Regions from separate parts of the Homo sapiens genome. Here region 1 is linked to region 2. The links are chromatin loops, found by intact Hi-C in ENCODE. Cell type or tissue: PC-3. All regions are shown on one strand.

Region 1 (4,000 bases), 230 kb after region 2:
AATGGAGTTTTTACGCACAACTGGATTAGGTTAGAGAATAATGTATGCAAAAGGGCCAGACGTAGTGAGAGCAAGACAGCAGTGAACTGTGGGGCAGGAAAGAATAGAGTAGAAAGGACATTTAAAATTCATATCTGACAGTTGGGGTCAGATATGAATTTTGCAAGCCGGGAAGGAGTAGGCAAACAAAGCGACAACCTAATCTTCATTCACAAAAAAAAAAATATGACAAGCAAGGAATCAGGCAACTGTATTTTCAACATCTCCCTTTCTATGGTGTTTCTAACTCACAGCATACAGACATGTTGTTTCTCTCTCAAAAAATAAAATCTGAAGCAGTGATATGATTTCACTATGTATTTGACTTTTTTTTAAGATTCCACATGTGAGATAATACAATATTTTTCTTTCTGCATTTGGCTTACTTCACTTAGCATAATGTCCCCTAGGTTTACCTATCTTATGGCAAAAAGCAGAATCTATTTCTTTTTTAAGGCTGAATAATATTCCATTCTATATATGTACTGCAGTTTGATTTTCTGTTGTCTTTTGTTGGACAGTTAGGTTGTTTCCATATATTCACACCCATCAAGATGGCTACTACCAAATAAAACAAGAGATAAGTGTTGGCGAGGGTGGGAGAAAAGAGAACCCTTGTATACTATTGGTACAACCATTATGGAAAAAGTAGGGAGGTTCCTAAAGAAATTAAAAATAGAACTACCATTACTTCTATTTTGTACCAATTAGCCATCCCTCTTCTGTGTGCATGTATATATATATATATATACATACCCAAAGAAAATGAAACCGCAACCTTGTAAAGATATCAGTCGGAATTTTTAAAAGCTCTCTAGGGGATTCTAATATGTGTGCATACAGAGATGGAGAATAAAACAGTGATCCCAGGGGAGGGGGAAGGAAATTGAGATGTAGGTCAAAGGACACAAAGTAGCAGCCATGTATAATGAAAGAGTTTGGGAACTCATGTACAGCATCAGTACTATATAATACTGTATTGTATTCCTGACTTTTGCTAAATGAGTAGATTTTAGCTACTCTTGTCATACACACAAAAATGGATAACTATGTAAGATGATGGATGTTACTATGTCTCACTACAGTAACCATTTTACTATTTACATGTATTCCATAACATGTTATTTTCCTTAAATATACACAATAAAATGTATTAAGTAAATACCCTGACTGAAGAACAATTATCTCCTAAGAGGGACCCAAGCATATCTACTCTCTATTCTCATGTCCAGCCCCCTTCAGCCTCATCTCCTATTCAGTCCTTTACCCACAGCACGATAGCTTTACCTCCACCACTACAATGAAACCAGTGACTTCTAACAGTCATTGATGATTGTAACTTTACAATCATCATCATACTTAATGGCCACTCTCCTTCAGCATCTTTACATCTTTCTCTTTTATGGTTTCTCCTTTAAATTTTTACATTCTCTAAGACTAATTTTTAGCCCTTTTCTCTTCTCTTTCTATACAATTCCTCTATGTACTTTTATCCGTATCTATGGATACTTCAGTTACTCTCCATATGGTAAGAACACACAAATCTGTTTCTCCAGCCTTTGCAATCTCTTGTGATGTTCCAGGATCCTATATCCAACTGCCTTCTAGACATCTCACACTTGCCAATGATATGCCCTGCGAGCATGTTAAACACAGGTCCAAAGTTGAACTCATTCTCTTCTCCCTCATACCTTCTTCCTCTTCTCTTTTCCCACTCACAACCCAGAAACCTAGGAAGCATTCTAACATTCTCCCTCTCCCATATCTTTTACATTCAAACAGTCACAAAGACCAGCAAATTCTCCCTCATCTTACTTTTCCTAAACATTCTCACTTCTCTATTCCCACTACTTCCACCTTTATCTAAGCTTTCAACCTCTCTTATCCCTACTGATGTACTGTCCTTGAAAGCTTCCAGTCTTGCCATGACCCCACACCCAACCCCACTCTACCCTCAATCTACCCAGCACACTGCTTTCAGTGATCTTCCATGACACTCACAATTCTTCAGTGGCTCACTACTACACATGGTATAAGAAGTGTACCCTGAACTGGCTATCCAGTTTCATCTAGGAAGTGTACCCTGAACTGGCTAACCAGTTTCATCTCCTTTCACTCCTGACCTTGTCCTTCACACTCTAATATAACTGACCTACATATAGTTCCCAGTATACACTATGTTCTCGTAATGCCACACAACTACTCATGCTGTTAGCTTTACCTAGAAATGCTTTCTATTGCTTGTCAACATGCCCACTCCTACTCAGTTTTCAAGTCTCAGCTCAAACACAACCACTACTAAAACCCTTACCTGGTATTGCAGGCAGAGATCAAGAGCTCTTGCTAGATTTCATTTGTACTTGTACCTACCTCTGTTATAGCAAATAGCATACAGTATTTGAACTATTGGTCAAGATATCTGTAGTCCTACAGACTATAAGATCCTTGGTCAAAGATGACTTTTCATCTTTATATCCTCCTAACTAGTTCAATTCACACAGTCACTAGTTCCATGTACATTACTAGCTCAATGCAGATAGATATACTAAAAAAAGGAGGGGCGAGGTTAATGAATAAGGTACGAGTCAATGAAAGAACAAGAAAATCAACTGGACTTTGAGTATAGAAAAAAAAACACCAGATCTTAAGAACGTACAGACATCTTTAGTACAGACATCTGTTACTGTAGTACAGATATCCATTACTAAGTCCTAACCATTAAAAAAAATAGAAAAATATGGTTATTCAGGTAGTATGAAGATGACAAAGAAAAAAACTTATTATTGGACTAAGTAGACATTAAGAAGGTAAGAGTTTCCAGCGGAACAGTTGACAAAGATCAACAGAGAAGCCAGAGAAAAAGATGGTTCTTTCTAGGAAACAAGTAATTCATTGATCTAAATTCATGGACTGAGCAAAAGACTGCCACCTTTCTCTCAGTTCACAACCCCTCTCCTTTGTCATTATTCTGCATGACCCCTTCTGAGTCCTCACTACCAAATCCCCAATACCATGGGTAGTTCCCCTCCAATGGAGCCACAGGTCCAGGCCAGTGACTTAATCTGGATGCAAGGGCAAGGGATAGAAGGGTATCTTTGTTCTTGTGTCTAGGACTTTGAGGAAAAATGAAACAACTATTTACTGAGAATTTATTTTACGGCAGATTCTGTGCCACATTACACTCACTCACTGAATTTCACAGTAATCATAAGTAATTATCCCATTTATAGATGAGGAATTTGTGTCCAAGGTCAACAGTTAAGCAATAACAGGCCCTGCCTGAAAACCTAAGAATGACAACCTCCAGAGCTTTTTCTATACCCCTCACTACCTCAAAATGGAGGGAGACGTGGTCCAGCCATTCTAGGTTGGCACTCAGGAGACACTTACCTCCAAAACACTATTATATATGTTGATTAGAGTCTACAGTACCACTAATATATAATAAGCACACAATGAGTTTAAAAAGCTTTCCTTAGTACCTTTAGGAAAGTAAGTACTAGATTTCCTGGGGTTCTGATCTGGAAATCTAAATGCTATTTATTCCTATAAGTACATTGTTAACTTTACAAACAACAGACTTGAAAATGAACTTGTGGAATACAATGGGTTCTTAAGTAAGGCTTTTCTTTAAGAATATTTTCTTGCTTCCACAAAAAATACAAAAGCCACCAAAGATAGAATGATTTTGCCTTGTTAACTTGTAAGAACAATGACACTAGAAGAAACCTATGGGAAATGTGCTTATCTGACCAGGTGCTCATTTTCGGTGGGCTGTCATTTGACTAAAACATCATACTAAACCCTACAGACCACAGCTTATGAGAGAAATGCCACAAACTATAGCAGTACAGTTAATATGCCTATAATCTACTGACAAAACATACTCCTCAGTAAAGTGAAACCAGATGTCTGGTGTGAAATCAGATGTCTGTGAACTTGTCTTTCTCAGTTTCCAGAG
Region 2 (4,000 bases):
CATGACCTCTCAGTCATAATAGAACTAATGAAACTACAAAGATCCAATCTTACTCAGAGAACTTGTACGATTTTTGAAAACAGCACCATTAAAACAGCTCTCTCAGAGTATTCTCCTATAAGCTCTTAAAAGTTATTTTGAAAACTGTCAATACAGCTGGGGTTCTTTTCCACCCAGTGGCAGGTTACAAAGGAATATTAAAGATGTTTCAAAAACTGATATAATTCAGGAAAAATAATTTAAACAATATGACTGCAATTATGACATATTACAATGAAATACATGGCAGCTAGAACTAAATAGGAGCCCACAGAATGATACTTAGAAATGCATTTACATGGTTACTGAGTTTTCCCCAGTAGAAAAGCAACTATCCCTTCTTGCTCCTTATTGGTACAAAAATTATTTCAGGGCCCACAAATTCTAAAAGCATTACAAAGTTTGAAGAATATAAAGTAAATGGCAATTATAAAAAGTAAGGGTTTATATTTTACAAGCCCCAATACAGCAAGGCTTAGAATTAGTTATAAAAACTAGAGGTGTGTTACGTCTTAGAGTAGGTAACAGCTGGATACTGTGTAGAATAAATGCTCATGCCCATGGGTGGGATGTTCATAATGCTGAAGGGCAAGAGAGAGAGATGTATAGCTTGAGAAGTGATGTGGATAATTGCTTGTCATTAAACAGCAGAGTAATTGCTGCAGCAAATTCCCATGTAACTATTCCACATGAAACTTCAACGTGCCCTTGGACTTACTAAACATACATAGTTTTCTCAGATAAAAAGACAGCAGTCAATGATGCACCACACTTAAAAAGATCATTATTTTATTATTTAGTCTCACAAAAAAACATTGGGACCCTAACCATTAATAACACAGAGAAAAAAAAAGCCATTGATTTTTACATTAGTAAGACCTTGGTAAGATCTCAGAATCTACTTTTTCCTAACCTGCTCAGACTAGGTGTCTCATAAAGCCTACAATAATTTAAAAGATCGTCACATCTTTTGAAAAGCTTTCATGTACAATCATGTTATTCAGTATTCAAATTCATAATAAGCCAAGATACGAAACATTTAAGTTGCTGCAGGATGTTGAGCGCTATTAAGAATGCATTAATAGAGAGGATTCTAGGCAGCTGAAGCTGTGGCAGAGGTATAAATTTGAAAGTACCAAAATATCCTGAAAAGAAACAGAAACAGGAAGAGGAAAAAAAAGAGAAGGAGAAGAATTAAAACTACACACCCTATCTCAACATAACTAGAAAACAAGGAAACTCCAAACTTCAAAGTACTTGTAAATATAAATATAAACATCAAGACCTACCTACCTCTCTCATGTGCTCCTGCCAGTAGCCTTCATGGAGACCAAGAGCAGTTCAGGAGAAACTACACAAACGAGAGCAGAGAGGAGTTAAGGGCAGGTTGAACCATGATTTAAAACCACTGCTAGAAACAGAAAGAAACTCAGCCCTTGGCCCTATATATACTGAAAAGTGAACAGTTAGCTCAGAACACTGATAACAGAAAGGAGACTTGAAAACGCACATGGGACATGACAAGCCACCTTGCAAAGGCGTCACTTTGGAGAGAAAAGACAGCTAAAACAACAGGAGAGGTTTCTTTGGAAACTATACATTAGAGAGAGAAAAAGGGGAGAACATTTCGAATTACATAAAACAAAAGAAAATTTAAAAATTGGAAGGCATATGCCATTTGAAAACCATGCCATCCAGTAAAGAAACAATACTTTGCTTACAATAACAGGAGAGGGTGCTCTTGAACTAGAAATGTTAAGCCATCCCAACATACAGATAAACAAAAACCTAGCATAAAAAGAAAATTGAAAATAAGGACCCAAACAATTAAGGTGATAAAAAATTCCACCCTCTCACACAAACAAATGGCAAGACACTGGCAAGAACAGTGGCAAAACAGAAGAAAACCATAACACTCAAAACTAATAAATATCCATAAATTCTGCAATTAGGTAGATTTAAAAAACAACCTTGAAATAAGAATTAAAAACTAAGTAGAGAAATGAATGACCAGAAAATTTTAAAAGGAAAAAATAAAACACCAATTGATTGAACACAGAAAGAAAAGAGAAGAAAAATACAAAATCACATCAGAAATGGAACGTAAATTACAAGATGCCCAAGGAAAAACAGATTTGAAAGAAAATGCAATAAGAGACACTGGAAAAATAGTAGAAAATCAACTAAATGAATAAAATGAAATAGAGAAAAAAGTAAAAAGGGTCAAAGAGAAAGTGGCTGAAATGGAAGACAGGAAAAAGAAGATACAATTTATATATAAATGGAATTTCTGAAGAAGACTTTTTAAAATAAAATATGACTAATAATGAAATTCTAACCAAGAAAGTATTCAAACACAAACAACCACAACTTATATACTGAAAGGGCCCACTAGCCACGGGGTGGGGGGAAAAAAAAAACTTGTAACAATCAACTCAGAGACATATTTTAGTAAAAGTAGTAGACATTCAAGATAAAGGAAAAATCCTCAGGGAATCCAGGCAAATGAATTCAAACAACATACACAAGTAAAAGAATTAGACTGGCAATAGATTTATCAAAAATAAGATTCATATCCAACAAGAGGTTAGTATACAAAATGTACATAAAGCTCAAATGACTCAATAGCAAGAAAACCAAAAATCCAATTTAAAAATGGTCAAGATATCTGAATAAAAATTTCTCAAAAGAAGACATACAAATGTCCAGCAGACATATGAAAAAATGTTCAACATCGCTAATCATTAGAGAAATGCAAATTAAAGACCACAATGAGATATCATCTTACACTTATCAGAATGGCTATTATCAAAAAGACAAAAGTTAACAAATATTGACAAGGATGTGGAGAAAAGGGAATCCTTGTATACTGTTGGTGCGAATATATATTAGTATATCGATTATGAAAAACTGTATGGAAGTTCCTCAAAAAACTAAAAATAGAATTAGCATATGACCCAGCAATCCCACTTCTGGGTGTTTACCTAAAAGATTTGAAATCAGTTTGTTGAAGAAATGTCTGCATTCCATGTTTATTGCAGCACTATTCACCATCGCTAAGTTATGGAATCAACCTAAGTGCCCATCAATGGATGAATGGATAAACAAAATGTGGTAAATATACACAGTGAAATTCTATTCAGCCCTTAAAAAGAAGGATTCTGTCATTTGTAGCAGCATGTGTGAAAATGGAGAACATTATGCTAAGTGAAATAAATAAGGCAAACAAAGACAAATATCACGTTCTCACTTATATGTGAAATCTACAATAACCTAACTCATAGAAGCAGAGAGTAGGATGGTGGTTAAAGCAGTTCAGGCAGTAAGGAATGGGGAAATGATAACCAAAGGGTATAAAATCTCAGGAGAAATATGCTTTTTTTAGTTCTATTGCACAGCATGATGATTATAGTCAATAATAGAGTACTGCACATCTTAAAATTGCTAAGAGAGTAACATTCAAATGTTCTCACCACAAAAAAAGGTATTTGAGGTATTGAATATGTTGTTAACTAACTTGATTTAATTATTCCACATTGTATTCATGGATCATACATCACTTTATACTCCATAAATTTATACAATTATAAATTATCAATTTACAATTTTTAAAAAGATTCAAAGCAAGATACCAATGGGGCAGCATTTCCATAAGGCTCCAGGAAATAAAGGGAAATCCAAGGATTTGTATATAGCCAAGCTGCCTTCGAGTATCCAAGCTATAAAAAAAGTTTTTAACATGCAAGAATTCAAGGAATTCTGGATCCATGAGTTCTTAAGGAATCTACTAGAAGATGACCTTAACCCAACTTGTTATTAACTGGGAAAGTTAAGCAAAAAAACTAATAGTATACATATATATATTTATTTGTAGGTATAAGACACACGGGAAAATACATCATGTGCTATATGCTATATATTATGTGCTGTTTTCTCAAAGTAGAAATAATGCCACAAAAAC

What was found. A loop is a pair of places that touch in the nucleus more often than their neighbours do. Peaks named below come from ENCODE experiments on the same cell type or tissue, not always from the same donor. Only the 100,000 strongest peaks of a DNase experiment are listed, where the experiment ranks them.
Region 1: a loop joins it to region 2, with 5 times the contacts of the local background. A loop is called at or near these places in 4 of 110 quality-filtered maps.

What each region holds. Positions count from the first base shown.
Region 1 is chr7:111,555,247-111,559,246 of GRCh38, forward strand. All of the region lies in intron 1 of IMMP2L (inner mitochondrial membrane peptidase subunit 2), which reads right to left. Among named protein-coding and RNA genes, the nearest start is that of IMMP2L, 5.2 kb to the right of the region's middle. In PC-3, no CTCF peak of the experiment used is centred here; no DNase peak of the experiment used is centred here; H3K27ac peaks cover 835 bases.
Region 2 is chr7:111,328,062-111,332,061 of GRCh38, forward strand. The region is part of intron 3 of IMMP2L (inner mitochondrial membrane peptidase subunit 2); the gene reads right to left. Among named protein-coding and RNA genes, the nearest start is that of IMMP2L, 230 kb to the right of the region's middle. In PC-3, a CTCF peak has its summit at 1,771; no DNase peak of the experiment used is centred here.